Linked DNA regions of Mus musculus: all the other regions are linked to region 4. The links are chromatin loops, found by intact Hi-C in ENCODE. Cell type or tissue: left cerebral cortex. All regions are shown on one strand. Each heading gives the region's core, and the rest is flanking DNA. Links, peaks and the distances in the headings are about the cores only. Region 1 holds the start of Tmem161b (transmembrane protein 161B). Region 2 overlaps Gm34196 (a long non-coding RNA gene). Region 3 has its middle 80 kb from the start of Gm17750. Region 4 holds the start of Mir9-2 (microRNA 9-2).

Region 1 (8,257 bases), core at 1,300-6,299, 480 kb after region 4:
GTAGTAAAAAACAAAAACAAAAACTCCCGATCATAGGAAATATAACTCTCCCATTTTCTTTAGTGTATAACAGTAACTGATAGAAAGATGAAAGTCAATATTTAATGGTAGAATAAAGCTAGATTAGATTTTAAAGAGACACTTTTATATGATTTTGTTTAAAGTTGTTTATGACTGGTGTGTGTGTGTGTGATCTTGTTTGACTAAAGATTTAATCTAGGTAGACTATTTAAGAAGACATTTCTATGGCTAGAAAAAATGACTCAGTTTGTGTCACAGTTAGCTTCGGTTGTCAAGTGAACCTCAGTTAAATAATTGCCTTCATCAGACTGGTCTGTAGAATATTTTTTTGGTTAACAGTTGATGTGGGGCTCGGGTCAGCCCATTATAGATGAATATTTTTATCCCTTTGTGTTCCGTCTTTTGAGAACTCTTTTATTTCTAGGCCTTAGTGTTTAATTGGATTGTTTTCTTGATGTTCAGTTATTTGTTTTTGTTTTACATACAAAGGCTTTGTCAAATGTATAACTGGTAAATCTTTTTCTCAATCTATAGGCTGCTGCTTTGATGGAGTCCTCTGTGACACAGAAATGTTTTCATTTTCTGAGGTCCTGTTGTGTTTTTTTTGGGGGGGGGGCTTTTTCCTGTTATAGTTTGGTAGCTTTATTTGATTGCTTGCATTTTTGGGTTTTTTTTTTGTTTTGTTTTGTTTTGCTTTGTTGTCTTAAAGTTTTTGTTTATGTTGAAAGTAAGAAAGAACATGAAGATGAGTAGATAGATGGGGAAGGACCAGGGGGCACTTGAGGGAGGGGGAAAACGTTTCAAATGGCATCAAGATCCCATTATGGGAAGATAACTCAGACAAGTAAAATGCTGGCTGTTCTGAGTTTGAATCCTCGGACAAGTAAAATGCTGGCTGTTCTGAGTTTGAATCTTAGAACCTATGCGTAAAACAAAACCAAATCCCCAAAACAAACAACACACACACACACACACACACACACACACACACACACACACACACTTGTTATTGTTTCTTGGAGAGAGAGAGAGAGAGAGAGAGAGAGAGAGAGAGAGAGAGAGAGAGAGAGAGGAAGAGAAGGAGGGAGGGAGAGACAAAGACAGTGGAGACAGAGACAAAAGGATTATATCTTTTTAAAAGCATGGTGGGCAGCTCTTGAGGAAGGACACTTGTCTTTGGCTCCCCCTACCCCAGATCCTGTGAAAATATACACTATACAGCTTGTACAAGATTTGTCATTGCACTCAACTTCTAAAATCAATGGGGGGCGGGGGGGGGGGAAGGAACATGGCAATAAAGATTCTCAGGAATGCTACTATTATTGAAGGAATGCAGTACATTTTTACTTTTGAGACTTTTATGTAGCCCAGACTAGCCTTGGACTCCTGGCTCTCTACCCTCCAATTGCTGGGGTTAGGGTCATATGCCTGGTTTAACTTCTGAAGACCTTATCTCCTAAATTAGAAAAGTAAGAGCAATATAGGTAGGCTTTAAGAAGCTTTATTGATGGACAATTTTTTTTAATAATTGTTTCAAATAGAACAGTTTAGAAAATGAATGCTGAATGGTAATGGATACATTTTCAATTATCTTTCTCTGTGAGTGTAGGGCTTTTTATTCACGTCAAAGCAATTACACTGAACACAATTTTGCATTCTTTACTTTGGATACTATAACAAAAGTACCATAAACTGAGTGATTTAAACCACAAAATTAGTTCCCATATGTATCACTGGTGGGGGTGAAAATGGACCCCTTTGTTGTTGGCAAATGAGTTGTGACTAAGTTCTCACATGGTGCAGAATAAACAACGAGGAAGCAAGTTCTTCTCTCTCTGACAAGGACACTCAGCACACCACAAAGGTCCCATCCTCTGATCCTACTTAAAAGGCAACCATTTTCCTCTAGTGGCTTTTTGGAACAATTGCAAAATGTTCCACTAACCATATATGGCAGAACATGACCAATAAATCATTGTTACTGGTACATGATTTTTCTAAGATGGCCAATAAAGAATTTTAAGTACAATTTACCTAAGGAAACAAAACCCAACTTTCCACATAGTTACAGACTAATTACCATTTACAAGAAATAGAAATCACAGAATAAAACATATCATATTCAGTAAAGGAAAGAGAAAAGTGTTTGAATTTTTTTTAGAGGTAAAACTATTAACACATTTTGTTAAGACGGTTTAAGACTTTTAAAAATTGATTTTTAAAATTGGAAGAGTTTCAGGCCAGAGTGCTCATGTAAATACTATTCTGTTGATATTTATACACATCTGAGATCAGTTCGTAGAGAGGACATTTTAAATTATCACAAACCCCACATGGTAAGCAGCCATGACTTTTATCAAAGACTGTGATCATAACTAATTTGCCAAAAAGATCTTTTCATCTTCATCATCACATTTCCTCTCTTTCCTTTTCATAATTCTTTCTCTGAATCTTTGTCAAAGACTTCTATACATTTAAGAAATAGAAAATGGTCAATAAAAAAAAACAGGTAATTAGTAGAATATATTGTTTTTTAATAGGACAAAAAGACTTGATACAGTTGTAAATGTAAACATATACACACTATGTGAAACTAAAGTATTTTAACCAAGGATTGTTAATCAATGCGCCATGTACAAAATAGAGAATATAGAATCTGACAGTCTATTGAAAGTAATAAGGTAGTAAAAACTGATTTCTTGTTTTTCCTCTGGCAGGAATGGATTCTATCCTGCTAATAATTCCTATCCTACTGTCATATAGGAGAAGATGTTTTCTGATCCTTAACAAGGCTGCCAGGTTTAGGACAGATGGAAGACCCACTGTGTCACAAGTGAAAGACAAGACTTCACAGAATGTGATGTCACTGACAGGCTGATAGGCACTCGCCACCTCCATCTTTTCTTTCTCAAGGATAGCAATGGCTTCCCCCAGATACAGGAGCGGTCAACCGGAGTCCTTCTTTACTATACTGCAGTTGCCCTGGGGCCTGTCTATTAACAGGCTTGTTTCTATAAAGCAGTAACAGAACCCTTGGGGAAGTTCTCAGTTTCACAAACTATTCCTCAAGGCTATTGGTCTCGGAGTAGCTTCTCTCATTTCTTATAATTTCTCTATCACCTGTCACCCTATCTCCCCCCACCATTAAAAATTAACATAATGTATAAACTTTGTTTCTGTATCCTTTTGAAACAGCACCAATCTAACATCTCTAGGTAGCTCAGGATTGTTTCCCAGGGTCCTTGGGCCAGTTAGAGGTTGAACATCATAGCTGTTTCATAGTTGCAAGTTTGTGCAACCTTGACTGCTGAAGATGAATTTCCTCCCCAGTTCTGACTCCACAAGAGAACCACATTATGGTAAAAGGTATCTCACGGAGAAGGGTGAGATAAGCATGTTTCCATAAGGATCGTTAAACGGTGTGATAATTTCTGGGCCAAAGATGCTCTGTGTCCTTATTTCAAACTTACCTCTATGGTTAACCCTCATCACAATATAAAGGCAAGTTCACTGGTACAGATTTGGAAGGAGGGAGGTGTCATAAAGCATAAATGTGTGTGTATTTATGTATGTATGTATATGAGAATGTTGTAAGGCCCTTTTTGTTCATATTGGTATTAAGTAGGTAGGAAATGTCCATACTGAATTTTCTTCTTAGCTCCTCTGCTCTTTGTAGATATCCTCTGGCTTGAGCTGGCGTCTGTGAAGAGCAAAGAACTTCTAAAGGTCACATTCCATTGACCTAAGAGAGGAAGGTGCTTGGACAGCATGAATTTTTAACTGAGATTCCAAGGTACTGCGTAAGGAAAGCGGACAGAAAAGAGGCTGGCTGAGCTAAACAATTTCTGAATGATCTCAGCATGAATACAGCCAAGAAGGTTCTTTACCCTCAATAAACCGTCAGAGTACGAGGGCTACACCCACCCAGCTGATCCCTGCAGCAGCACAAACCGACCACCAGCGCCCGCGAAAAATACCGCACCTACCTAGGAATCCTGCGGGCATGCCGCCCCGCCCCGCCCTGCCCCGCCCCGCCCACCTACCTGTGCGCCTGCGCCCCTGCGTTCTCAAGGTCAGCCCCGCCCCCCGCCCTAGCCTCACACCCACGGAAGTGGCTTTAGAGAACGCCTTGCGGCTCCTCCTCTCTGCGTGGCGTGGGGTCGCTGGCGGTCCGGAGAGGGAGGAACTTCCTGTCCCATGCGGGCAGGACTTCCGGCCGAGCCGGAAGACCTTTCCCTTCGCGGTTTCGAGAGCTCCGTTTTGCAGAACCTGAAGGGGAGATTCTGGACGGTCCCGGGGACTCTAGACTGTCTGTCCCACGACCTGTTCTTGGCGTTATGGTGAGTCTTGTGAGGATGAGAGTGACAACCTTCAGGAGGAAAGGACAGGGAGGTCAGTCTGTGAAAGGAGCCGGTTGATGTCCCTGCTGGGAATGGAACCTGCTGGAGCGTTGGGATGAACCGCTGGCAGGACCCCAACCTTCCCAGAGTGCGCGCGGCCGCCGCCGGGGTTCCAGACAGCCGAGGGACCTGTGGGGTTGGAGAGGGGCGGGTCTGTCGGAGTACCCAGTCTAAGGAGTCTGCCCTCGCGTGTGTCCTGTGGCGCCAGGTGGCCCACTGATGACCTTGCTCTACCCACCACGTTGTCCCTGCCACCTTTTCCCGCCGCAGGCTTTTGGCTGAGATTTTAAGGACGCAGCAGTGCCTTTTTGCACGCTTGCCTGTCTCCTTGGAGACAAGCAACGCCGAGGCACTTAAGACAAAATTGGCTTCTCTTAACACTCAACTAGAGCAGAACTGAAAATCAATGTCACTTTTAAAGAAAATGTCCAGGTTGAGTCCCAACAGATTTAACTTGAAAGGAAAAATTTGTAATTTCCTATTGTACATCTCTATCGAAGGAGGGAGCACAGCTTGAGCCATATTATTTGCAAGTGTCTTAAAGGTTAGGTGAGAAGGATACGTAAACATAAAAAGAACCTGGTGTGAGAGATTGGAGGGAAAGGAGTAACCGAAGGGTGTTTTACCGTGAGGCCAGTCATTCTCAGAGTTCTCTGCTGTTTTAGTCTGAAAGGACAAGGTTCAGGGACTTGTACAAAGAACGTCTTAATCAACTGTAGATAAGAAGCAATGGGTGCTGACTGATCACACAGTTCAGGAGTTAATTGATGAAATGAATGGGATTTCGAAACATCTAAGTTTGGCTTTATTGGGGGACTATGAGAGGAAGGCAGGTGGTTGTGTAGGGGCTGGTGACTGCAGTCAACTACTTCCTGGAACATAAAAGGATTTAAAAAAGATAGTTGCTATTTCCAAGGTCCTAGGGTTCTGGTAAAGTTGAACAGGCAATCAGCCACATGAACGATTTCAAACCATCTGCAGAGACTTCTATCTTGGGTTCAAGCTTTAGTTGACTATGCTGCTGCCTTTTTATGTAGACCACACTGCCCTCTGATTCAGAGATCTGTCTGCCTCTGCTTCCCAAGTGCTGGGATCAAATGCATATGCCACTACTCCCAGTTTGGCCATGCCCCTTTTTTCAGGATTAATATTGCTGTTTTGTATGACTTACTAGAGAATAAAAAAATCACCTGGTTCCAGTTGCAAACTACCAGGTGACTTGTTTCTTTTAATGTTTTTGTTTGTTTGTTTGTTTGTTTTAGTGTTTTGAACCTCTGAATAGTATGGCTTAGATTCCTTAAGAGAGTTCTGTTTTCATTTGAGATAGTGAAATTAGAGAGGGAACGTTAGAACTAGAAGGAATTAAAGTCTAGCAACCTCCCCATCTCTTCAAATTTTACAGAAGGAAGAATGTGGAGTTTAGAAGCAGGCAGTGTTATACCTGAGGTGAGGTCTAATAAACTTGGTCTTGTCTAGGAAGTTGACACTAGTATCTAAATAAAATGATTAAATACACGATAGTCACAGGGAAGCTGAATTAGAGTGTGTTCTCTGCATCCAGAGAGCCACAGAACCATTCTGGCCGCTCTAAGGAAGTAGATATATTTTCAGCTAATCTCTTGGTGACACTTCACAATGTGGGGCCTGGTTGTCCCCATTGTGACATTGATCTGTCTTGTTTTTGAGTTAGTTACTTGACTAAAGTTAAAGTTGTTCACCGCTATGAAGTTGATGTTTGTGTATGGAATTGCCGTCATTGCTTGGAATCCTTTAAAAAAATAAAGCAAGGATGGTCGGAATTTAGGTTGAGCTTGGTTGAATTAACAGTTTGTTTTAAGTTGTGAACCATACAGTGAGAAGAACACTCACTAGACATGAACTCTCAAGACCCAGATTCTACCCATTAGTTTACATACATGCATTTGGTAAGAGTTTGAACTCTTTGAGAAGTTCTAAATTCCTGGCAAAAGTAGAATTGGCTTTTAGTCATCTTCTGATTCTTTACATTCAGTGACTTAGAACCTTATTTCATGACAAATACAAGTTTCTGATTAAAATTTAATGTGGTACAGAGACTTGATCTACCAGGGTTGAGGGATATTCTGGGGGCCCCACCTGCTCGGGGTGGGGGTGGGGGTCAGGGGAAGGATTGTGGGAGGGGGCCAGTGAGTGGGATGTAAAGTCAATAAGTAAAAAAGAAAAAAAGATTTAATATGGTTCCCTTGCTCTTTTAGTTCCTTTAAAAACATCATTCATATATATTCACACACACACACACACACACACACACATCATTTGGGTAGTCTGAGAATCCTTGTCTTTATATTAGGCCAGCTATTTCATGTCTTATAAATGCTACCCCACAGTGAATATTTTGGATTTACTGATGTTTAATTGGTTATAAATTTATTCTGCCCTCTCATTCTCTGATCTGGTTTTGTAGCCCCCAAACTTCATAGATGTGCTGTGTGTATCAGGTTCTTGTATTGTGAGCAAAGGACCATAGGCTTGTGACGTAGACCAAAAATACTGAACTACATTATTTGCTTTCAGTATGTGAAAATATTTGGTAGAAAGCATACTGCAAGTGTTTTAATTCTGTTCCACTTTCTGTTGTGATGGAAATCTTGCATTGGTTTTGATTTATGAGAGAACAGTAGCACAATTAGAGCAACATTTTGAGTTACAGATCCCTGGTGGCTTGTTTAGTCAATGTAGCAGTTTAATAATTTGCTGCTGTTAATTGTGGGGAGACAGAAAGCTTTGCTATAGCAGAGTTGGTGAGGAGCGGTGCTGGGAAGAAATAATGTGCTATGTGATTAGAGAGAAACACACACTTGGAGAGTACCGACCAGTGAGTTGATTGTAAACTGAGGGAGTCAAGGAATAGCTGACATCTAGTGAACTTGTGAAGAGTGTTGGGATACTTAAGTTTCCTTAAGAATGCCTGGGCATGGTGGTGCATGCCTTAAATCCCAGCATGGGATCTGTGAGTCCAAGGCCAGTCTGGTATACAGTGAATTCTGTACTATTCAGAAAAAAAAAAAATACCTATGATTCTTGGTTTTAAAAAAAAATGTGTATTTGGATCCTATTTTGAGTAGTAAAATTTTAGAATCTTTGCATGCTTGCTTTTGGAAACAGGTTCTTAATTCAGTAGCTCAGGCTAGCCTTGAACTCCCTGCTTTCCTGCTTCAGCCTCCCAAATGCTGGGATTATTGTATGAGCTATCATTCCCAACTCAAAATTTTATTTTTAATAAATTCTATAGTTAAGTCTGAAACAAGTGGCCTTCAAACCATTCTTAAAGGAAGATGGAGGACTAAGAACTGGGGGGTATTTATTGGAGGTTCTTTTGCATTTGAGCGAAAGTGAGATAATCCTTTTGAGGATTCTTTTTTCCTTTTTCCAATTTTTTATTAGGTATTGTCTTCATTTACATTTCAAATGCTATCCCAAAAGTCCCCTATACCCTTCCCCCTCCCTGCTCCCCAACCCACCTACTCCCACTTCTTGGCCCTGGGGTTCCCCTGTACTGGCCATATAAAGTTTGCAAGACCAAGGGGCCTCTCTTCCCAATGATGGCCGACTAGGTCATCTTCTGCTACATATGCAGCTAGAGACACGAGCTCTGGGGTTACTGGTTAGTTCATATTGTTGTTCCACCTATAGAGTTGCAGACCCCTTCAGCTCCTTGGGTACTTTCTCTAGCTCCTTTATTGGGGGCCCTGTGTTCCATCCAATAGCTGACTGTGAGCATCCACTTCTGTGTTTGCCAGGCATGCCAGCAAGATTTTGCCGAAAGGACCCTGATACAGATGTCTCTTGTGAGCCTT
Region 2 (8,257 bases), core at 1,239-6,238, 870 kb after region 4:
AAGTGGATATTAGGCAAAAAGCTTGGAATACCCACAATACAACTTATAGACCATATGAAGTTCAAGAAGAAGGAAGACCAAAGTGTGGATGCTTCAGTCCTACTTAGAAGGGGGAACAAAATAATAATGGGAGATAAGAGTGTGGGAGGGACTTGGAAGTAAGGGAAGACGGGGAGAGGAAAAATCGGAGGGAAGGATCAGGTGTGGGAGGAGATGGGGTGAGGTACAGAGTGTCAGGAAACCTGACAGAGGTATGTAACAATGTGGGATGGGGAAGTGGGGGAGCCAACAGAAAGTCCCAGCCTCCAAGAAACAAGAGACTCCCAGGCCCCAACAGGGATGACATTAGATGAAATACCCAGCAATGGGGAGAGAGAACTTGTAGAGTTCATTTTCAAAGGTTAGGTACAGCTCCCAGTTGAGGGATGAAGCTTTCCAAGCGTCTCAAACATTTTAACCCAGAAATTCGCCTGTCTAAAGGAAATACTGGGACAAAATGTGGAGCAGAGACAGAAGGAAAGGTCATCCAGAAACTGTCCCACCTGGGGATCCATTCCATATGCAGCCACCAAACTCTCCAGTATTGCTGATGCCAAGAAGTGCTTGCTGACAATAGCCATCAGCTGTCTCCTGAGAGGCTCTTCCAGAGTCTGACAAACACAGATGCAGATGATTGCAGCTAACCATTGGACTGAGCACAGGACCCCAATGGAAGAGTTAGGGGAAACACTGAAGGAGCTGAAGGGTTTTGCAACCCATAGGAAGATCAACAATATCAACCAACTGGACAACCCCCCCCACCCCACCCCCACACACACTAGAGCTCCCAGGGACTAAACTGCCAACCAAAGAGTACACATGGAAGGACCCATGGCTCCACTGCATATAGAGCAGAGGATGGTCTTGTTGAGCATCAATGGGAGGGGAGGCCCTTGGGCCTGTGAAGACTTGATGCCCAGTTAGGGGAATGCTAGGACAGTGAGGCAGGAGTGGGGCGGGGGGAGAACCCTCATAGAAGCAGTGGGGAGGAAAGTAGGATAGGGGATTTGTAGAGGGGAAACAATGAAGAAGGATAGCATTTGAAATTTAAATAAATAAAATAGCCAATAAAAATTAAAAAAAAATAATTTCCACAGAATAATAATTTCTCAACAAATGTCTGTCTCTTCTCTATATTTTCAAATAAGGAACAAGCAGAAATGGCATTAGTATATAACTAGAACTTGCACAAGAGTCTCCTGAACTGCTCATGATGTGGTCTGGGAGGCTGCAGAGTCAGATACAGTTACCAGGATGTATCATATCATAGGACATAGAAGCCTGGACAGTGGAGCTGAAACAAACACATGCACACAGTCATGTGGAGCACACAGGAGCTGTTTTGGTCAAGGCTGAAGTCATTCCTAAAATTCAAATTGTCAATACAGGTATAGCAGGAGTAACTCTAGGTAGAATCAGCAGTGGGTAGTAAAAGTGTTCATGGAGAACATAGACATAAAGTTCAGTTCTAAGTCAGTTGCAGGATAGTATTAATACAGAGGAGTTTTGATAGCAAGGGTTCCTATTTTCTCTCGAGTATTGTCATTAAGTCCTTCCAGAGTGGCCTCCTGGGAAACCTACAGAAGAAGCTGGAAATGAAGAAGTAGAGCTATTAGTTACCATTAACTGCAAAGACTGCAGCCCAGACAGACTTCTGAAAACGTCTTCACCCCACTTCTATCTCTCAACACACTCCCACTCTTTTGCCCTCTATCACACACTTTTCTGAGTTTCTCACTCCACGAATGAGAGTCCTCCAAGAACCTTCATGCACACACAGGTATTTACTGACTCTTCTAAACAAGGACACATTGACACTGTTAACCAGCAACCTGCCTGTTTTTTATTTTACTTTTAGCTCATTTCTGACTAGCTCTTTGCTCACTCCTAACCACCAGCTTGCTCAGTTCACCAATATACCCAGTGTACTCTTGGACTCACATACTTTCCACATTACTTATATTTTCCTTTTTTTTAAACAAGTGTTTTTAATTGTGAGCGCTCTAAATATATAAGCTTCAAGTGGTCAGTGAATCTCTTGAAATTATAATGAAAATTTGTCTAAATTTCTCAATATAAACTGTTCAGATGACAACATTCATGATTTTCATCAAGGCTAGTAATATAAATGAAGGACTCAATTTATGACAGCTACTGATTCTTTGGCTTCCTTCCACTTTCTTTCATGTGAACAATAGTCCCTTGACTACAATCTCTAACAGAATCTAGGCTGCACTTTACAGTTTACAGAATTCTTTATAGGTTCTTTTGTGTTCATAGTTCTATTTGATGTCCATAGCATTCCTGAGCGAGGGCAGATCTTATCATATCCACTTACAGATGAGGACAGTCACATTCAAGATAACAAGCAGCCAACAAATAAGCAGGGTGGGGACTACCATCCATGTATCCCAACTATCTGAAAGCAAGGGGCTACACTCTGCATACTTATTTGTTTGGGATTCTTCTCTGGACTGCATTAATATTTTGTCTGTTTTGCATTGGTTTTGATTATATAGAAATGTTTGGTGTGTTTTAGCATAAGGACATATGCTTTTAATCTTAGCACCTGGCAGACAAGGCATGCAGAGCTCTGACAACTGGAGGCTTACTTGGTCTACATTGTGAGTCTTAGGCTGTTTAGGAGGGCAATATAGTAAGACCTCATCGATGAAGCAAAAACAAGAAGAAGTCTGGAAGTAAAGAAAAAAGGTTGTTGTTGTGTGTTTGTGTTCCAGAATATCTCTATTTTCACATGGAGAATGGCTGTATGAAATGTTCATATTTTTGAGACTCAGAAGTACTTTAGTATACATTAAAATTCACTCATTTAAAAGATTCAGAAAGCCAACGATTTAGGAAATTAAATGTGGTACTGTTTTAAATTTCCTGAATGACCTTATACAAAACAGTTCATCTTTTTTTTTTCCTCAATTAATATGTGAGACAAAGTTCGAACATTATTTCAGATGAGTAAAGTAACATTTAATTCATAGTACACTTAAAATTTACATAGACTATGTGAATAAAAATGTTTCCAATGCCATTTTGAATAGGTCAATATTTTCTGAACTAACTTAATAACAGTAAAAAGGTCTTGTGTATACGAAATTGAATGTGTAATTCACTCCTTGGTTAGACCGTTTATTAAAAAGTCACATTTTTTCTGCATTTCTGGTTGATTATTTCTCTCACTAAATTTACTGTCTCATCAAGGCAGTATTTGTTCATTTGGAGAATCATTTAGCATGGATTGTACTATGGGGACCTGAGATGGAACTTTTCCTACTTAAGAAAATAGCCACTCTGTATTTAGATTCCTGTAGGGGACACTTCAGGAGAGTGATGTTGCTATCTCATGCCTACAAATTCCTCATCTGGGTCTGGAGTCATTGCTATATCTGTTCATTCAAGATAGCAGCGGCACTTAGCAATTCAACAATTCAACACGATGTAAGTTGGCTCATCAACAAAGCCGGTACCCTCTGGGGGTTGGAACAACACTTCCTGTGTTTGACTCTGCTTGCTCGGAAGTTGTTTTAAGTCCAGCACTGCTGGTGAAGTTTCCCCTGGTGCACTGAATGCTCATGCCATGTCAAAAGGCCTTGACCTTTTCACTCATAGAACAAAGGGACTGGAAACAAATTATGCTCAGAGAACTGGTCAAAGGATAACAACTCCAACATGAAAGAAAACAAAGAGCCTGACCTCCTACACAAGCCATGAATACAATTTCTGAACTTGAAGTATAATCTTAATAGGACACTCTCCTTCACCAAAATTTATTAAGTATAATATGTGCATATGCCTCAGTGTGCTCTGAAACCTCCTACTTCTGCCCTGCCTCGGCTGTTTTTGCAGAACACAATGGACTAACTCCTGCTCGCTCTACTCCTCTGTCTGGCTGGAATGATTCCCATCTATGAGCTGTCCACCAAAGCAATGAGTCTTTGGAGACAGTGACTCATCAGCAAATTCTGCTCCTCCTTGCTAAGAGTATATTTAGTGTGAAAGTCTGGAGGATGTGACATAGCCAAATACATGAAGGGACAGAATTTGAGTGGGAGGGAGAGGACAAGGCTAAAATAGAACTGTAAGAAGCCACAGAATTGCAGCCTAGCCTAGCTTTCCCAGCAATGTGGCTGCAGCAACACCTACAGTTCCCTGCCAAGAATGGCATGCCACATTAATGCCATAAAAATTAGAAAATAAGAGCATTCTGGTGAATCCCTTTGAACAAAGAGAAACATTCTCTTTAAAATATTCCTAAGATACAAATAAAAATAAAATAATTGTGTGCTTTGTTGTGGTTCCCAACAGATAGAAACATACTTTTTCCTCATGCAAGTGCAATTAGGCAGCACCAACCAAGGGGCTAGCTGTGTAGAAATCTTTATTAAGTGGAACCACTGTAGATCAGATGTTTATGATGGAGTTTCAACAGAAAACCCAGTATAAATTTGTTACACTATCAGGAACCACTCTCCTCTTCATTCCCTGAGCTTAATTCTGTAACAGAACCTTTCACCTTAATTAATTAACCCATTGTTTATATGTACAAACACATGCATGGAAAATTTTCTATGATCTTAGGTTTTTATAGTCTTAGGTTTTTATGGTCTTAGGTCCTAGGCTTCTGAGCTCAAGTCAGCATTGGACAGCAGTGGTCATCAAGGATCCACGGCACATGGGACCCAAGTACATCTTTTTCTCATTTATTATGAAGTAAAGGTTTGTTAAAAAGTAATTAAATAATGTTTATTGTATAGTTTTTGATAATTGGAGAATATTCATTGTACAATATAATGGGTTTACTTGTGACTATATATGTATATACATTTATATATATATATATGTATATGTATGTATGTCATGCTCTCTGTTCATCACCTACCTTCCTCCTACCTTTGCCTCACAGTGATCTCTTTCCTCTTCTCAAACTGTCCCTGACCACTTTATATCTTCCTTTAATATTTTCTTCAGTGTATATTCTTTGTACAAAATGCTGTTTCTTATCTTGATCTTTATTTAGTGTTTCAAAATCAACCAAATCTCACTTTTGTTGTGCATGCTAGTTTCAAACACAGGATCTTCCAACGTCTACCTCTTAAATTCAGGGATTACACATTTGTAGCTACATGGGAACCACACGTAGCTTGGCTTTCTATCTTACTTTTTTCTTAAACAAAAACAAAACTCTGCTTTCCTCCCACTATTATCCACTTTTCTTAAATGATCATGACACTGAATTAAAGATTATACTAAAAAACATTCTGTAAATATCTTCAGAAAAGTTCATTATTTTCTGTGCTTTAATAATTCAAAGCCATTAGACTCAAAGTTTGTGTTCCTTTTTGAAAAGCTATTGAGGTTATTGTTTTTATGTGTATGTAATCTTTATTTATTTTATGTCTTGGTAAATCAATAGCAAAAGGAAAATCATCCATAATATATTTAAATAAATATTTAACTAAATAAGATTTTTAAAAAGAGTTAGGTAACACCCCATTTTTAGCCAAATAAATGAGGTGAGAAAAATAAAAACCCACAAAATGTTTGCAATGGTTCCACTAAAGTTTAAATATTTCTGGCAGGAGAGCAAGTTGATTCCATTTTCTCCCCTAACTCTACATTTATGTGTATATATACAACACTATTCTATAAGACTATGTGCTCTATATCCTGTGTAAGAACATGTGTATGTATATAAGCACTTATGTAAACACACATATATTTATATGTTTGAGCAAATACTTTCACTGTTAGAAGCTTGTCTTACTTTAATAATTCTTCATTTTGAGTAAGACCATAGACTAGACATTAAGATGTTTTTCCTAGCATTATTTATTTATTTATTTATTTATTTTTACTTTTTACTTTTTAAATTTTTATTTTATTTTTTATTTTTTATTTTTATTTTTGAACTATAATAAGCAAATAAATGATTATAAAGAAAAGTCTAAGCATATTTTCAGTTTTTAATGTGCTTGGTAGAATGTTACTTGGACAATGAATAATGGTTTGACCAAGATATTATAGCATGAAAGATGGTTAAGATATGATGTCACCATTATTCAATCAAAAAAACTATGTGTACAGAAAAAAAAAAAACACTTGAAGAAAATCATAAAGTTTTCAAGGTTTTCCTGCTACTGTGAGTGTTTCTCCACAAAACTTTTTATGTCATCAGTTTTTTATTAGTGTTTAAATAACTTTTTGAGACATATTTAAACAAATATACCATTCCCTATTCTCAATTCATCCATGAACATTGATTGTAGTGTTTCTGGGGGCTTTCATACTTTCATACATGGTAGTCATTTGGACCAGTACGGCTCCAGTGTCTTCCAAGCTTTGGAAGAATGTTTAAAGTTTTTACCAGTAACACCTAAGGGGGAAAATCATTTTTTCTTGCGCGCGCCTGACTAGCCAGCAAGAATGACGCTACAACAGGATCCTTCCACACACGTTTATTGGGAGAGCTTGATTGCAGAGGTGAAGAGACCCCAAGCCCAGAACTGGTGCTGCTTATATAGGCCTAGGAGAGGCGTGTCTCACACCCGGATTGGTTATGCATGGGTTATGCTTACCACCTCATTTACATGTCTACATCTGATTGGTTAACTTGTCTCTCATCTGATTGGTTAACTTGTCTCTCATCTGATTGGTTAACTTGTCTCTCATCTGATTGGTTCATTCTCAAAACATCATCTTGGCAAAAAAAACTTTACTGCCTATGTATGTGTGGTGGCCAGCCGTAACCAGCACCACCCTGCAACGGCACATGTGGCTTCCCACAATTTTTGAACATTTGACATCTCTTTATTTGCATCATTGTAGAAAATTCTTGAATCCCATTAAACAACAAATACTACTTGGTAAGTAAGTTAAAAATCCAATCCTCATCTGTTTTCTTCAGACAAAAATATGAGAAATAAGAATAATGCTTTATGAAATTCGATACCACTGTAAGGAAAGGGCAAAAATAAAATGGAAATATAATGTTTACCCTTATTATAAAACTTAGTGGTTTTTTTTTTAACTTCCATTTTACTTTCTCTGTTAGGCCATAGTGTATATCCAGGGCTTATATTTAACACAGACAAATGATATCTGAGCAATTATGATTATGAGTGTTGTGTTAACAACTACCGCTGTTCTATCAAAACTGTGAGCAGAGCATGAGTATTAATTAATGGGACACATTGCCAGGTGGGGCAAGTTGAGAGAGTATTCACTAAGCTGTCAAAACAGGAGCTGAATTCTATAGAATGGGTGTTCACATACCTGACAGAAATCGGTCCTGAAACTTTGCTTTTCCGTTGTTTTGCCCAGAAACAACATTACCCAACTTCTCACCTGTAATCTTTCAGGAGCTCAGAATAATGGTGTTCAGAGCAGGAAAACCAAAGATATTTTAGTACCTTGGGGATCAACAAAGCCATAGTGAATTGTTGTACAAGGGGGTTGTGCAGGGAGGGCTGAGACTCTTCATGGAAATGGTCTTACTTACAAGATTAAAGGCCTTAGGAAGAAAGTATGCTTTGGGGGATAATTGTGTCAAGTATTTCAGTAAAATAGTATTTTAAGTTATAATTCTGAAGATGTAATTTTTATTGAAACATGGGTTTAAAATTTATATGTGAAAAAGATATTACATAGTTTACACGAAGAATGTAAAAATCTTTAAAGAAAGTAAGTTATATTAGTCAAAATTATTTGTCAGTGAATGTGGTGAGGAATCACTTTAAAGTAGATAAAAGAGCAGTCAGGGTACCTTGATTTTTCCAAACTATCTCACAAGGGACACATAAGGCACAAGCTCAGTTTCTGTGACTTAAACATATGACAGTGTCATCATAACCCAGGATAGGGCTCATGGAGGTTTACACTCTGACAAACACCTAAAAGTGTGCTGTTTAAAACAACAAGGACGATGCTTTCAAAGTTCTTTTGGTTTTATTTATTTTTACTTTATATTAATGAGTGTTTTGCTTGTAAGTGTACATGTATAATTGCCGTGAGCCTGATGGCTACTGAGGCCACACACAGTGGCACCAGATACCCTGGAACTGGACCCTCACGTGGTTATGAGTGCTGGGAACTGAACCGTGGACTGGTGTCTAAGCAGGATGAACTCTCGGCTACTTAGCCATGTCTCCCACCCAAGAACCGTCTTTTTCACTGTCTTGAATTTTTACAGGAAGCTCTAAGGTTA
Region 3 (8,257 bases), core at 2,159-7,158, 250 kb after region 4:
GGGTGTGCAGCCCCAATCAACACAGCTACCACACAGCCACCACACCTAAGGCTCTGGCCATAGTTTGGAAGAGGGGGAAGAAAGTTTGCTGTGAGATTGTGCCTCCTAGAGATGAGACAGATATTTTAACACTATGGTTACCTAAAAATGACTTGAACGGTGACAACAGTGAAAGATGTGCTAATGTGGGTGGGGATAGCTCACAGATTCCCACCTACATGCAAAGATCTGTGGGCAACTAGTGACTACTGAGAGAGGGAGAGTTAGTCTTCCCCAGGACAAGGTAAGTACTTCCCAACTGGTTATCCAATGCCAAATGACAGACCCTGAAATCTTGTGTGTGTGTGTGTGTGTGTGTGTGTGTGTGTGTGTGTGTGTGTATGTATGTGTGTGTGTGTGTGTAGTCTTCAGAGAGGCTCCACCCAGTAGTTGACTCAGACAGATGCAGACACCCATTGCCAAACAGTGGATGGAGCTTGGGTCCTTTTATGGAAGAATAGGAGGAAGAATTGCAGGCCCTGAAGGGAATAGGAAATCCACAAGAGGACCAACAGAGACAACTAACCTGGACCCTTGAGGCTCTCAGAAACTGAACTAACAACCAACCAAAGTGTGTACACAGACTGGACCTAGGCCTCCCTGCATATATGTAGCAGATGTCAGCTTGGTCTTGATGTGGGTCTTAAACAACTGGAGGGACTACCTCAAAAGCTGCTGCCTGTACATGGGATATTCTCTTCTAGCTGGGCTGCTTTGTCCGGCCTCAGTGGGAGAGAGTGTGCCTAGACTCACAGACACTTGATGTCTTAAGGAAGTACAGAGGAGAAGGAGAGGGATGGATTCTGGGAAGGATTTTTGGAGAGTGTGACTGGGAGTGGGGCGTGAGTGGGATGCAAAGTGAGTAAGTAAAAAAATAATAATTATTTTTAAAAATTAAAAACAAATAAAATACTCAAATATTTAATTATAGGTTAGTTTTCCTGAAATGATTTATTTTGATAAATGCCCCAAGTCTCTGAAACTTTGTACATGTAGTAGCAACCTAAGCTCTCCTTTAGGACCATGATCTACAATAGTGCCACTTTTGAAGATTAACCTAGAAACGTGTTTCTTAGGTCATGTAAGTAGTATATTTGTAGTATATTTATAGTATATTTCTAGTACATTTGTATACTATATATTTGTAGTGAATCAGTTATACCAAACTGCCATCAAACACTGCAAGCAAAAGTTATAGATATCTCACATGCTTTTACTGGCCTGCAGCTGTGCAAATGCATGCAACTGAAGAAAGAACACCTTCGGTTCTTGAACATCATTTTCACAATGGATCTTAGCAGCCTGGTGTAGATTTAACTGTCGCACAAGTTTTGCCCACTCTTTCTGTATAGTGTGTGTCCATTTCAATAACTGTCACAAGACTTTTGGTAAAAAATAGAAATGGACTGAAACAGTTAATCCTCTTTATCTTAAAAACTCATAGTTCTTGAAAAGAAGACAATTCTTTTCCTTTGCTTGTTGTATGTATGTATATGCAGAAATATAAAATACAACCCACTGAAAACATCATTGTTGTGCTGGTGCATGTAAGGTTGCAGAAATGGCCACTCTGCATTGCACAACAAATCAACAAAGAGGGGACTCATGTCCTTGAAAAATGCAAATGTTACCTCTAAGTTAGCCAATCATCATAAATTTCATATATCTTGTTTGTGTTAAAAAGCAAGTTTTGTTCTTCACTCCTTAGGCCAGTGGCATGTTGGTCCTCTGTTCTGTTCCGTCACCATTCTTTTTTAAAAATGGAAACCTCAGTTAAAGATTATCTGTCTTTGGAGCAAATCATGCCACTTCCTTAACAGAACCATTGGCCTGGTGTTCATGGGTGATCAAACACCGTGTGCAACTGACACATTCTATGTATATCTAGCATGTCCAGTTTATATCTGTGTGTGTGTGCTATTTAAAAACTCTTCTCTTATGTGAGTGCAGGCACCCAAGAAGCCCAGACAGATTCCCCAGATCTGCAGTTACCGGAGGTTGTGAGCTACACATCATGGGTACTGGGAACCAAACTCTGGTTCTTTACAGAGCAGTGTCTGTGCTAGGCCACAGAGGTACCACTCTAGACTGCAGAGCTACCTATCCAGCCTGAGTATGCTGTTCGTTTGTTTTGTTGTTTTTTTCTTAAAAACAAAACAAAACAAAACCAAAACAAAAAAAACAAAACCAAAAACAAAACCTCTGCTCTAAAAGGGCCAGCTCCCAAAGCATATGGGAATAGCACTGATGAGGAAATGATAGAAACAAGAAATACAGGCAGGGAACGTAAAGCCCTGGGTGCATTCCCAGGCTTGTGCCCATGGTGATGATTACATTAAGGATGAGAATTTAAAGCAATAAATAAATAAATAAATAAATAAATAATGATCCAGAGCTGAGAAGGCCTAATTGTATCTACCCAATTAAAGAGAGATAACATAGGTAAAGAAAAAAAATGGACAAAACACTATTGTTTAGTCATTATAGTAAATTAAAAACACTTATTAATAACACAATCATAGTATTGTGGAATATGAAGCATAGATTGCATTTTAAATTAGCTTGTGAGCTAGTCGCTGGTGTCCTACTTTATTTCAACCTTGATAAATTTACACACAGTCATTTTTTGATGAGCATCTGACAAAGTAAAAGGTTAGTATTTCATACCTAATCTTCATGTGGCCCAGAGAGTTATGTGCATATAAACGGCAGGTTGAAATACATATTTGCCATTGGTTTCATTTATTGTAGGCTTAACAATGGTGTTATAAGTGGAAAAGAGGGGAACTTTTATGGATTATTTGTAGAGCTTTCTGGTGGAAAAAAATCTCTTGATTAACTTTAACATAAAATTAATGACTAATTTAATTGATTTGCTGATATGATGTGATAAGAATTCTCAATATTTTGGAGGTCAGAGAAAAGAATTGAATATTGCTTTTTGAAAACAGTCTTTTTCTGGTGAGAGTGTGTAAAACTCCATCTCCTGTTGACAATTAGCGGCTGTACTCTCACTGACCTGATGTCATAGTTAACTTTGTAATCTATAATGTCTCAAGGTAGACGTTCACAATCACTGAGATTGTGTATTCCAAGGCTCTAACTTAATCCTATTCTCTTTCCATCCTCCGCATTCTGTATTTAATTTTAATCAATTAGAAAGAAAGCCTTTATATGACCTACTTTTAAAAGCTGCAATCTTCAGCCTGGCAATGAACTGAGTTACTTTTCTAGATGTTTATTTATTTAATTTTGCATGCTTTCTCATCAAACAGGCAATTAATACAAGCATCAGTAACAATTACAGGGGCTCAAACATGAGATCAAAATGGTCACGTACAAAGATCAGAAAAAAGACAGTCACAAGAAAGCACATTTAAGACATACCTGAAGAATGTATCATCAGCTTTAAAAGGTGTTTTACATTTTAACCATAGAGGACACGTATTATATCCTGGGTTCATAAGCAAAGTGGTGAAAAAGTAATCAAAAGTGTTTCTTTTGACTTGAAATTTCAATGGTAGTATGGTTATAAGTGCATTCTTTTAGAAATGTATGTTTAAAGGCTAGGAAATTCTTCTCCTTACACTACCTCCTCTCTCCACACCCACCCTCACCTTTGATGTGATTTTTCTATATCAACAATAAGTTGATATTATGTCTTAGTCATATGTATTTAACAAATTCAATCCTTCAAAACAGATTTATATCTGGGAAAATGGAATTGATTCTAGTTTGTTCTGACCCAACTTGACATTTCCTTCAAGTGTCTCTTTTTAAGTTATACTATTTACTAAATGACATCTCTGCTAACCTAAAGGAAAATATCTGTTCTTCAAATATTGTCATTGCCCAGCTTTAAAAAGATTTGATTGTACTATGTTAGGGAAACAGTGTCAGAATTCCCATCAAACTTTTCTCCCACTGTAATAACGGAATACAAAAATGAGCTTTGAGCGAGGAAATGACTAGAAAGCGCATTAATGCAATCAAGTCATTAGCAACAACTCTGTCCATATCTGTTAAATATTTTCAAACTATTCTAAAGAAACACACCCAGAAGGCAAACGAGCAGTGAATGGAAACAAGATGGTCAGCAGCATGCGTGGCTTGTGATTTGAATGGAAAGTAATTTATCGTGCCTGAAATAAAAGCTGTTTATTCTTGTGTTTCACTGTCTGTAACAATCTTTACCATTTATCTGTGAAAAAGTGAGAAACTGTACCGTTATTAGCATATGAATACTTGACACATCAAATTGGCTGTACAATAACAGAAGGGCATTTGCTATTGGTGTATGCACACAGACAAAGCAGCCATTTTGAAAAAAATTGAAATAGTGTGGGTTGGTTAACCCTTTCCTCTCCTTTAGTTTTCCTGATTTTGACCAGAACAGTCTGGCAGTTAAAATCAGATTTTTTTTATAACATATAAAAGTAATCAGGAGCCATTATGTATGTGACAATTATATTGATACAGTCACCGTACTTGAAAAATAGAAGCAGAACGATAATAAAGGGGTTTGTGCGAGCATGTGAACACGCATGCGCAGAGTGGGGGAGTCCTCGAGTCTGGCACTGTGTACAGGGCCCAGAAATGAAACAATGCAGACGTACAGTTTTATTTCATGGCAACAACATAGTGGTCTTTGGGTCAGATGTGTGAAACTATTTCTCAAAGAAGCTGCATACATAATTGAGGCCCTCTGAAGGGTTCCCTGTTGAAGTTGCCAGGCTGCATTCATTTCTGCAGCAGAGCCATTTGTTATCAAATTTAAATTAACTCTCTGTACACTGAACTCGAATTTTAGAGCCCCACTCCCTCACAATTGTAAAAATAGTTGAGAAGGTCAGAGACGTGTGTCTGGGGAGTAGAAACAGACAGTCCTGATAAGGGCCTCAGAGGTTCTCAGGTAGGCCTGTGCCCAGCAACTTTTAGAGATTCAGCTGAGAAAACCCCATTTGTGGTTGGTAGTAACCAGTCTGCATTTTGGCATGCAGTTTCATCTCAGATCCAAATTTGTTTTGAAATCTTTTCGACTTGGGTCTGTATTCCAAGTAACGCTTTGCTTTTGTCAGAGTTGTAAGCGTATTTCTCGTCTCTAATATTGCAGACTGATTTTCTATTCTGGAAGATTTAGAGAAAGATCATGAAAAGTAGCACAAACTTCACACAGTTTTAATCCAATAGGTTGCAATTTTAAGCTGTTAAATAATAATTTGCAAAATTATCTGAATTTATATATTATCTTAAACAGAGTTTATATCCATCAATATAATTTTGAGGGGTAAACAACAAACCTATATGTGTAAACTAAGCTGCCTTGAGACCTCCTGTGCCTGTGAAGGAGAAATGTGCATGATTTTCATAGATTTATCAACAAAATATTCCCCCATGGAAATCACTGGGCGTATAAAAATCTTTACTTTTGTCTCTTTCTAGGAGTTGGTAAATGCACTGGAAAACAGACTTTTATTCCTTTGAAACTTAATGCATGGAATTGCAGCCCAGCCTGAAAAAGTCTCTGTTTTCTCTGCCTTGAAATGCCCAGATAAAGGTTAAATCACTATCCCTTTATCACCATAAGACATTGATTTGCTATTATTAAATAATCCTATTTTCACTTCAATGAAATAATAACTTTTTTCCAGGAATGCATAGCAGAATTGGCATTGAAAGCAATAAAAAGGAAGTTAGTAGTTAGTGGCAGGGGTGGGGGTGGGGGATAAAACAAAACAAAAATCACAAGAAAAAAACAAGACTCTGAAACAACTTAACACTGTGACATGGAAAGTGATCCACCAAATATCCACTGAAATACCTATATAGAAACCAAAGGATTCTGCCCCACCATCTGTCTGAAGACCCTTGTGGAGTACCTGCTAGTTCATCACAAATAAGGAACTGGTTATCCAAACCACTGCATCTATTAACAATATAACACAGTAGGAAAGTAGGGAAGGTCAGAAATTATAGTGTTAAATGTCTTCAAAGTGTTAGACCCATGCAAAAGACTTCATGTCTAGCTTTCTTTTTTTCTGAGAATGCAAATTATTTTAAATCACAAACTATTTGCTTTGGTTCTCTGAAGCCATCAACACTGCAGGTTAATATGTTCTTCCAGATGGTTTTTTATTTCCTTCCAGGTAGAAGGGATGCACCTGGCTTGTGGACCATGACAACACTGCGACATACCAGAGCAGTAGTAGATGTTTTCTTTCATTTTTGTAACTGGTGTAATGAAATTAAAAGGAAGAAGTTAAAATGTATTAAGTATGGGCATCTATTCAAAGGGTAAACTGTAAATCCTACAGAAACCTAAGAGAGTTGCTTGTAGTGAGGCATTCTAGCTATTTCGAAGCTTTGTCTAAATCTATAAACTGACTATAAATAGTTCTGAATGTTAGAAAAAAGGAGGAGAGATGAAACTTGGTAAATTCTCACGCATTTTTGTACTGTAATTACTCATTAAACATACTAGCTTCATATTAGATATTTATATTAAGTTCTTTACTTTTCAAAAGGCATACCTTATTTTTCATTAATAAAGCCCTTTTAAAATAAAACATATATTTCAGTTTATTAATCTTTGCATATCGATATTTAGAAGACATGCATGACCAGCAATTTGTCTCATTGATGTTTTATTTAAATAATTAAATGTACAGAACAAAAACTTTTGAATAAAATATTATACAGAAATTCATTTTTGCTAAAATGTATTTTTATTATTATAAAGAATCATTTTAGAGTTCACAACTATTTAAATAGATCTAAGAACTATATAAAAAGTTATGATTTTTTTCCCTCTTTGATGGATAGAATTATTTCCTGGCTCTAGCAAGAATATGTTGCATTTGAGGTTCTATATTGAAAATTTTCAAAATGTACTAAACATCCTAGATCTGACTTTAACATTAAAACTCAAATGGTTTGTTTCATTAGATAAACTTGTCATTTATCGTATGAATAAGCTTCAGGATGATTAGAAGTTCAAGCATCTGAAGGACATAGATCATCTAATTTGTGCTTGAATTTTCTGCATTGTAGGAAAACTGCTATGATATGACTGGGAATTTTCTCATCAACATTTACCGCAAAGGGAGCATGCTTGAAAAGTACAATGAAAAATAATTCTCGCCCTCTTTCTCCTCTTTTTTTTTATTGCTCCCACATTTTCCTTCCTTCTCAATCTCCAATCCTGCTTGCATCTCCATTCTGCATCTCGTGTGTTAAGCCAATCAACTCACGTGCAGTACGCTGTGGAGAAACTGCGGCACACATATGGTCGTGGACTGGTTTGGTAAACATATGTCTTTGCAGGCATTGGACAGCATGCCGGGAATGAGCTATTCCATTTTGGGAAAGGAGGTGGGGAGCGCTTAGCCACCTACAGATGTTTTGCAGCAACGCTGAAGAACTGCAGTCAGAGCTGCAAAATGTGTAATTTGGACTTTTTCCAGGTTTCTTTTTTTTTAAATAAGAAAAAAGTTAACAGCTTTCCTATTCATCTCTTTTGAGAAAATTTACAGTCGTTTCCCAGTCCGGCCCCATTCTGAAGTAAGGACAAAGGACTGAACCTGAAGCTGTCCATCTGCTCCGTAACAGTAATGTTCTAATGGGTGCTGCCTATTTTATGCCATTGCTCATGTATGCCCAGGGGACTGGAACTATTTAATTCACTGATTTCACAGCTCTGTTGTGTGTCACAAAAGGTTAAAAAAAAATCCAGCACACTTTTTAGCACCCTGTTTACAAGGAGTCCCTGTAAATCTAACTGAAGTAACAGATTCCCACCCTGCCCCCCATGCTGGTCCCCCTAGCTAATTTGGTGCATTCAGATAACAGGTAACTGGATGGAAAGATGAACCATTGCCTTGTCCTGTGCAAATAGTGGATATTTTAAATCTGCTGTGAATGTTACTTTCAAAGGCCAAAGATTCCAGAAGTAGATTTGAAAAGAAAGATGTTTGCCTTTAAGATTTTCGGATTAGAGAACTCTGTTTTCCCAGAAGTCCAAGAATTAATGCTATAGATTAGAAGAGAGTTAATGAAAACCCATAAAGGAAGACTGACGACTTATATTCCTCTTCTCTGGGCAGGGGGCTGAGCAGTCCCCCATGCAGCTGGTGCATGCTGGTGTTTTGCCAAGGCCATAATGAAGCCTGCTCACTCCAGGGCATTTTCTTGGACAGATACAGGTGGCCAAGAAACATGC
Region 4 (8,257 bases), core at 1,194-6,193:
TAAGTTGGCATGACTAGTGTTGCCCTAAGAATGTGGTATTTATTACAGCATCTTATTCAGATTCTAGTGGGAGAAGCGTTCAGATATGCAGTGTGTTAACTCATTGTAGATATTGTTTCTAAAAACACATTTTATTGTTAGGTATGGGAATAGAGTCATAATAACTTTCAAATTCAGAAAATATGTGAATAAATAACACCCTCCCAACACATAGATATATATATGTAGCTAGCACACCTAGATACATGTGAAGAAAAGAGATTCTATAAGACCATTTTTGATTTCTTGGGCTTTGGCTTACACAGTTGACTATATCTGATCACGTGCTTATTTTATGTAATACAAGCCAAATCATTAATTACTCTGCTGCTAGTTCTTGGAAAGCAAGGCCACGGTGCTCTTTAATCTTCCAAGCTGCAAAGCTCATTAGGATTTTTACATGATGTCAGAAGTGGCATGCGCTTCACTGAGTTGTTTATGCTGTGACCATATGGTTTAGGAATGAACAAAAACTCTATGAACATGCCTTTAGGATTGGATTGTAGTGTCCGTGTGTATTTTATTTCTGACTTCTCGTTCATAATTTGAAGAGAAATATAGACGAACTCTTTCCACATCTTAGTCTTTTCTCAATAGCCAGTTACAGAATGCTTACCATAAAAGTAAACAAATTAATATAAGGACAAATTGGCATCTCTGTTACTAAGCTGTAAGCCATATCTTAATTGGTGTGATATGTTTAAACTCTTCATTGGAGATGTTTCCTATCATTAAAACACAAACCAAACAAACAAACAAAAAAAACTTGTCAGTCTCTTCTTTACAGAGTTTAGATTTTAGGGCTCTGTATGTGATTAAATAACCAGGTTCTTATTTATGTGTTAAATGAATAAATTAGTGAATTACTGAGAAAAATTTTATTCCAAAAAAATTAATAAATCCAAAAGTATTTTAGCCACTGGGGAAAATAGACACATTATGGAATTGAGAGCATTGTGAGGCACAGGTGATGTGTGCAATGTACATTTAGAATTACTAATTCTCCTTTAGCATGTAACTTAAAGAAAAGCAACATTACTAAAAAATAATTAGTAATTTGAACAATAATCCATAATGTTTACCCACAGAGAACATGCTTCTTATGTAGATTACCATGAATATTTTGTTGAGAGGGATTTGAATGTTAGATATTAGATGTGCTAGACAGATTATCTATTATAAAGGATGAGAAAGAAAAGGATTCTTTGAAGTGATTTTAAAGTCACACTTTAAAAACTCCTAAGACAATGAATGAAGCTAATTAATTAATGAAATGACCTTCTGCTTCTCGATAGAAGGATATGAGTGGGTGGGGCCAGGGAGGTGTGGTAGCTTCCCTCCCTCCCCATCCAGGTGTTGGATCTACATGTTCAGGAGACAAGACTTTTATTTTAATTTTATAAGCAAGTCTAGTGCATTATTGTCCAGTGTGAAATTTATGTTAAAACAGTAGACAAAGGCTCAGCATTTTTGCTACAGCAGAGTTGTGTACAACATTGAAACTATTGCTGCAATGTTTACCTGTGCAGCATGCTAACCCCCACACACACTCTATATGCAAAGCATTTTTAAAAAAGAAGCCCCACTGTTTAGATCGTGCAGTTCGAACTTACAGAACAAATATGCTGCCCTATCGCCACGGTACACAGATAGAAAACATGACTGAGCTGTAAAGCCATTAAAAACATAACACCAAAGCAAATTGTCATTGTAACCATCGACTCACTGCGTAAAAACAGAGCTGATTCCCAGCCCCAGAAAGCGAGGCCCTGCTTTAAGCAATAGTAAAGTGCCTTCCATCTGCCTGCCTATGCAATCTGCCAGAAGAGAAATGCAGGCAAAGAAGTTCCCCAGACCTGAAATGCTTTTATCTATCCTTAGAGAGAGATTTTCTCCATTCTTTGGATATTAGAGCGATCTACACTAGCGCCAAGGAGGTAAAAGGCCGCGGGTTGCTTTTCAAGGAGCAGTCCGTAGTGCTAGTGGATGAAATGTTGATTGAGAATATAGGGACTGCTGCAAAGCTGCTGCTGCCGTCGCCGCCACCGCTGCCGCCGTCGCCGCCGCCGTCGCCTGTGCTACTCCTGGCAGCAGGCGTGGGGCAGTTGGGTGACCACTGATGCATATCAATAACCATGTACTTGAGATTTCTCATGACATCATCATTACCTTGGTCTCCCGCAGTCTCAAACCTTTGACCTTGCCGGGCTGGTCCACAATTTGGCGGTGAAAGCCCCTCCAATGATGGCCCTTTTCTCCTTCTTTCAGACCGGGGCAGCAGTACGCCAGCAAGAGGGCATGCTCTGCCCGCCTAGAAGTCCTAAGAAATCGAGGATCTCCCTTAAAACATTCACATACAAGATATGTGCAATCAAGCTGCCTGCACTTGGTAAAAAAGATCATGATGCCTAACCCAATGATCCGGAGCAGATCTTTGAATCAGCTGTCACTTCTATAGAATGGGATTTCCCCCTTCTTCCTCTTTAACCAGCGTTGGAAACTGCCGATGGCTTTATACATCTCAGTAGAGGAAGGCTAAAGAATCTTCCGTGAGAATGAAGCAATTTACAATGCAAATAGAGGCCTGTGAAGAGAAGGACACTGCTGCTCACCCCCAACAGCTTGCTGCACCTTAGTCTCTGGTCTTAATTTCTGATACTCATAGATGAATTGTTGGCTAACGATACTGGAGATTACTTGCTGGAAGGGGAAAAGTTTGGAATAAACTCTGAATGCAACAGATCTCATTTGGATGTTCTAGCCGCACACACTAAGACAGAAACCAGGTCATGTTTACATGAAAGGAGAAGCTTAAACGCGGCAAGTACCCCGGAGGACTACGCTTCCCTAAAGCCAAAGAGGATCGAGATCTGGAGTTCAGCCAGAGGAAGGCAGCCTTGTGAGGGAAGCGAGTTGTTATCTTTGGTTATCTAGCTGTATGAGTGTATTGGTCTTCATAAAGCTAGATAACCGAAAGTAAAAACTCCTTCAAGGTCACCGAGGAACGTTCCGGAAAGAAAGACTGCAACCAAGAGACAGTAAAAACCAGAAAGGTCAGGAATGCTTATTGAATCTAACTTTTTTTATCTTATGATTGAAAGTGGGATGCAAGAAAATTAAGTGACACGCATATTGAAATCTAAAGGGGCCAGGCTTTGAGGGGCTTGTACAACTGGAGAGGAGAATTGTGTAGTGTTTTTTACGGGTGACGATGCATGTATTTTCTATATTGTTCATTTTGAAGCAAACGTTTACATATGAGGTTTTTTTTTTCTTTTTTTTTCTTAGAAAGCTGTTATAGTGATGTCTGGTACCTCGCTTAAAAATGATTTCATAATTATGTAGATTTGGGCTGTTCCTATCTGAGGCCCCTCCCCCAAGTTTGAAGCTTGTGCCTGGAAACTTTCTATGTATTTGGGTGTGTACATCAAATTCTGTGAAGTTAGACTTTCAGTAAAGCTTATACTGGAAGGTTAATAATTTATATCTACCGAAGACTTAGAGCTAGCAGGGAAAAGGGGTGGGGGCAAAGGCTGATTTTTATTCTTCTATTCAAAATACAAGGACAGATGCTTCTCTGTTCCAAGAGGGTTTCCTTGAGGAAGCTACTGAAGCAGAAAGACATGATGGAGACGAGATCGCCTCCCCTCTTGTCAAAGTGTTAAAAAAATGTTCTGTCTTACTCTGCGCCTAGCATTGGAAATGAAAGTGACATTTACGCCACAACCCACGTGTGCGCCTCCTCTCTTTTTGTTTAAGGATGATCAGGTCTATCCAGGAAACAGCTCTGGCATCCCAAACTGAAATAATTAGGACGTATATAGACCTGACAAAAATGGAAAGGGGGTGGGGAATCTGAGGGTCTGTCTTGCCTAATTGATTCCGCTAAACGGAAAGCAGGAGATGTGAACGGCAGGACGCTCCGATTCCCACGCTCGGGGGCAAGTGGTAAAGCCTGGCCGGCAGCCTATGACAGACAGCCCTGTTGGGGGGTAGGGGTATGAAAAAAACATCAAGCACACACACACCATACTCATCTCCATCGCTTAAGAAAGTAAAGGCATTTCCCACCCACAGCCATCTGCAGCCTCCCAAATGGCAACACCAACTGGTTGGTAGCTGCTATGTACTGTCTCTGTTCATTTTTAAACCTCTGTTTAATCTGGCCATGATTAAATTTGGATTTCTCCTTTGGTTGAAATTTTCACCATTTAAGGAAAACAAGTGGAAAGGGTGCCAAGAGTGCCCCAGAACTGCATGCCCTTCTCAGAGAAGTCCTCAGTATGTGGTTAGGGCCTTGTGACCACCTTTGGCTTTTGTTTTGGCTGTGTTATATTTTAAAGTCATGTCTCATAGCATTCATTATTATGACTTACTTCATCGGGTTGTTTACTTCCTTGTGTGACACACAGGAACTTGGCCTACTTATGCTAATCTACATTCTGGAAATAAAGCTATAAAGTCATCAGTCTGTAGAAAGTTGATTACAATCACAATATGTTAGAGAACTTGTTTTGTTTTAGAATTGTCCTAGCGGATGAGCTTTTTTTTTCCCTTTTCCCCCTCCTCTTCCTTTTCTTCCTCCTCTTCCCTCTTCATCTAAAAGTCACTAGTCCCAGCATAAACTTTGAGGCTTTGGAGAAACCACTGTAGTCCTTTTTTGAAGTTCCTTGCATCCTGTTACATTTTATCAGGCAAACATTTGTATAGGCATTTGCACATAAATACAAGCATTGCAATGAGAAAAAAAATTCCAAAATTGCTTCTTTTCTTTCATATGGCCTAAATTACTGACACTCCCAAATGCATAAGTTTTCTTCAGGGACAGTACATTTTTCTTTATAGCTTCAACTTCTTGTAAGATTGACACCAGAGAAACCTGTAAAGCCACTGGTAGTTTCATTTAGAAAAGCCAAGAGACTTTAATAACACAACTTCTCAGTTTGGCCGCTGTACACGTGCCAAAGTTTGACTGCTGTAGAGGCAGTCGAGAAGACCCTTGCTTATTTACCTTGGAAGCACTGTTTGTGCAAACAAGCTTTCATTGTTAAGTGCCTGTATTCCTTTCATTTGCTTCATGTCCAGGGGTGCTATTTACCTAGAACCATTGTCTACTACAATTAACATTTACATTACAAAGTGTGTGCTTTTCTTTCTCAAGGAGGTTCAATTAAGGCAATAAGATGTTTGCTGGGGAAACCTATTGTTTACTCAAAGCTCTCAATGGAGTCACATTACTGAAGTTTTTGCCTACATCTTGGGTCGTTTATGTAAATATGTTAACTATAACATCTAAGGAAAATAAACAATATTAAAATTATGTGTTTGCCATTGTCATATCCAACTTGCTTTGTATCATACTAATGTTACATAACTTATCGATCAATAAAAATACATTTCAATGTTATTTTCATTTTACTTTTTGCTGTCCCACTGCTCCTGCTGCAACATGTCCCAGATTTTCTTTTTTTCTATTACACATCAAACTTCTGACATTTTGTTTTATTTGTGTGTGTTGAAGGAGGTACCATATCTAAGCATGAGTCTAATGGTGTCCAAGATAATCTCTACAGTGACCTTATCATAAGGTGATATTTCTTTAAAATTTGAAATATTCCGAAGGCACGCACATTGAAGTCAAAAGCAGTGTAACTATCAGTTAAGTAGTTCTTTGAAAGCTAGTTTTAACATTGGCAGAAACCGGATCAAGTTTATTTAGCATACCACTGCATTGTAAACCAGTTGGAGTGAAGTTGCAGGTTGCGTGAGTATGCATGTTAACTAGTGGGAACCAAGGCAGGCTTTGTGAAAGGAGAGCAGCAGATTGCTGTGCAAGGCCAATGTTAAAAAGGCAGCTGAATTTAACACCATCTGGAAGAAAAGATCCCTTCACGACTTTCTCACACCGTCAGACAAAACTAGTGTCTCTTGTTCCTAGCCCTTGTCTATGCAACCATACAATACTGAGTCATTATACTTTTGCTGAGAGAAAATTTGAGAACACAATATGGGTAACCAGTGAATGACCAAGTTTCATTGTGCCCGTCTAAGTCGATTGAAATCTACGTCTAGGGCTATGAATGGCTGTATTGTTTTCCTCACCAGGGCTGTACTAAATGTCAGCACAGTGTAAAGAAAAACTTGAAGTCTGCAAATAACTTACCAGATCTCAATTATAATATTTTCCCACACTAGAACTAATATCATTGCAAGGGGTTACATTGCAGAAAATACAAAAAGAAATGAGAAGAAATAAGAGAACTCATTACGAAGTTATTTTATCTAGACAAACATTTTAATTTGCTGATGAGACATTCAGGACACAGGTCTAGTTGAAGAGTGGAGTTCATTACTTGGATGTTGAAGTTCTAAAACTGCTTCTTGTGTAATTAAAATAAATTAAAAACAAATATCCACTTCAGTCTGAAAGTCTGATTGAGCATAAACGGACTCCAATTGGTTTTTATTGCTGTAGTTCTGCTTAGAAGCTGTTAGTGTGACTCCAACTTAAATTTTGCTTTGAGTTTCAGCATACTACTCTTTCCAAGTTTGACTGGTGATGGACAGACACTGTAAATGAACACCATAGAAGTATATTTCCCAAGACACACAAGAGCTTACGAGTGTATTCTAGTGCCCTGTACACTTTCTTTTTATAGTTTCTAAGAGTTTTTACACACGTGTATCAATCAGTTATCTTTCAGGCTAATGTTCACATGATTTATTTGACTGTAAACAGAAAAGAGTAACAGAACAGTTCAGAAAGAGTAAAAGAAGCTGATGGTTCACGCTTTATTGAGATGTCTATTTTAAGTATAATTGACTTTGCAGTTTTGCTATTGTATCACCAAGTTCTTCACATGTAAGTGCAAAACAGCGAATAACTGCCATTTTGCTGAATAACACATCTGAGTTCCCAATGTCAAAGGTATTTGTGTGTGTGTGTATTCCTAAATAGGAACACCAACTGCAGTCTTTGACATTTAGAATATTTTAGTAAAATATTTAAAAAGAGGATGATCAAATGATAGCTCTAAAAGTGAATGTAAAGCTATAGGCAACTTATTTCCCTTGCTTTATTTTGTGATGTTACAAACTAACAGTGAAAAGTCACTCAATAATCAAATTATAAGGCATATATCATTAAACACAGAAAAAAAAAATCCAACCCAACAACAAAGATAGAAATTGAATAGAAGTTAAAACATAGATATATAGAAGATGTCTATAATCTTGGCAAAATAGGCATGAGTATGTTTTTCAGTGCCTTTCATTTTCTGAAGTTGCTATGAATATGTATAATAATAAAATAAATACACTATTTATATTAAAAATGGAATGCTTTTTTCAAAATAGCTTTTCTTCAGGTCTTCTTAAAGCATTACATTTTGTATTAATAGTGTTCTTTATGTTTATTTTAAGAATTTATATGACTTTCTTATTTGAAAATATGTAAAATTCTAATGTGATTTTGTGTTGTTTGATGATAATATAAAATTCATTTAAATAATGAGATGAGAATGCTTACATTTCAAATTGAAAACCACTTTCTATTCATAGACTACGTAAACATTTTAAGAACTTTTATGTTTAAAAGGGTGTTTTTTTTTTTTAAGTGGCTAGATGGGGGCTGGAGAGATGCTTCACTGGTTAAGAGTACTTGTTGCTCTTCCAGAGGACCAAGGTCCAATTCCTAGCACCCACATGGCAGCTCACAACCATCTGTAACTCCAGTTCCAGGACATCTGATGCTTTCTTCAGACTTCTTGGGCACCAGGCACAGACGTGGTACACAGACAAGCTTACAAGCAAAATAGCCATACACATAAAATAAAATAAAATAAAATAAAATAAAATAAAATAAAATAAAAATGAACAAAGTGGCTAGATAGTGAATAAAAACGATGTGCACATCTGTTTTCCTATGCGTAACCTGTGGAAATACCATTGTGGCTTCAGAACGTTGATACTTATTTCCTCCTCCTCCTCCTCCTCCTCCTCCTCCTCCTCCTCCTCCTCCTCCTCCTCCTCCTCCTCCTCCTCCTCCTCCTCCCCTCCTCCCCCCTCCTCCCCCTTCCTCCTCCTCGTCTTCTTCTTTTTCTTCTTCTTCTTCCTCCTCCTCCTCCTTCTTCTCCTTCTCCTTCTCCTTCTCCTTCTCCTTCTCCTTCTCCTTCTCCTTCTCCTTCTCCTTCTCCTTCTCCGTCTTCTTCTTCGATAG

What was found. A loop is a pair of places that touch in the nucleus more often than their neighbours do. Peaks named below come from ENCODE experiments on the same cell type or tissue, not always from the same donor. Only the 100,000 strongest peaks of a DNase experiment are listed, where the experiment ranks them.
Region 1: it touches region 4 in a loop (4-fold over the local background); 22 of 42 quality-filtered maps call a loop at or near these places.
Region 2: it touches region 4 in a loop (7-fold over the local background); 5 of 42 quality-filtered maps call a loop at or near these places.
Region 3: it touches region 4 in a loop (7-fold over the local background); 7 of 42 quality-filtered maps call a loop at or near these places.

What each region holds. Positions count from the first base shown.
Region 1 is chr13:84,218,074-84,226,330 of GRCm38, forward strand. Tmem161b (transmembrane protein 161B) reads left to right here and starts at 4,223. Exons shown (of 12, transcript NM_175187.5): 1 at 4,223-4,361. The coding sequence starts at 4,359. A230107N01Rik (RIKEN cDNA A230107N01 gene) reads right to left here and starts at 4,102. Exons shown (of 2, transcript NR_138587.1): 1 at 4,065-4,102; 2 at 1,508-3,817. In left cerebral cortex, for the core only: a CTCF peak has its summit at 3,971; DNase peaks (open chromatin) are centred at 4,178 and 4,661; H3K4me3 peaks cover 2,090 bases; H3K27ac peaks cover 1,309 bases.
Region 2 is chr13:84,609,146-84,617,402 of GRCm38, forward strand. The region is part of intron 2 of Gm34196 (a long non-coding RNA gene); the gene reads right to left. Among named protein-coding and RNA genes, the nearest start is that of Gm34246, 62 kb to the right of the region's middle. In left cerebral cortex, for the core only: a CTCF peak has its summit at 4,193; DNase peaks (open chromatin) are centred at 3,556 and 4,051; H3K27ac peaks cover 1,140 bases.
Region 3 is chr13:83,980,534-83,988,790 of GRCm38, forward strand. No RefSeq gene overlaps it. Among named protein-coding and RNA genes, the nearest start is that of Gm17750, 80 kb to the right of the region's middle. In left cerebral cortex, for the core only: no CTCF peak of the experiment used is centred there; DNase peaks (open chromatin) are centred at 4,243, 4,687 and 6,131; H3K4me3 peaks cover 845 bases; H3K27ac peaks cover 1,462 bases.
Region 4 is chr13:83,735,863-83,744,119 of GRCm38, forward strand. It overlaps C130071C03Rik (RIKEN cDNA C130071C03 gene), which reads left to right. Exons shown (of 4, transcript NR_152245.1): 4 at 2,308-5,446. Mir9-2 (microRNA 9-2) reads left to right here and starts at 2,952; the gene lies at 2,952-3,023. It overlaps Gm51268 (predicted gene, 51268), which reads right to left and starts at 3,014; the gene lies at 2,959-3,014. In left cerebral cortex, for the core only: no CTCF peak of the experiment used is centred there; DNase peaks (open chromatin) are centred at 3,793 and 4,046; H3K4me3 peaks cover 4,794 bases; H3K27ac peaks cover 5,000 bases.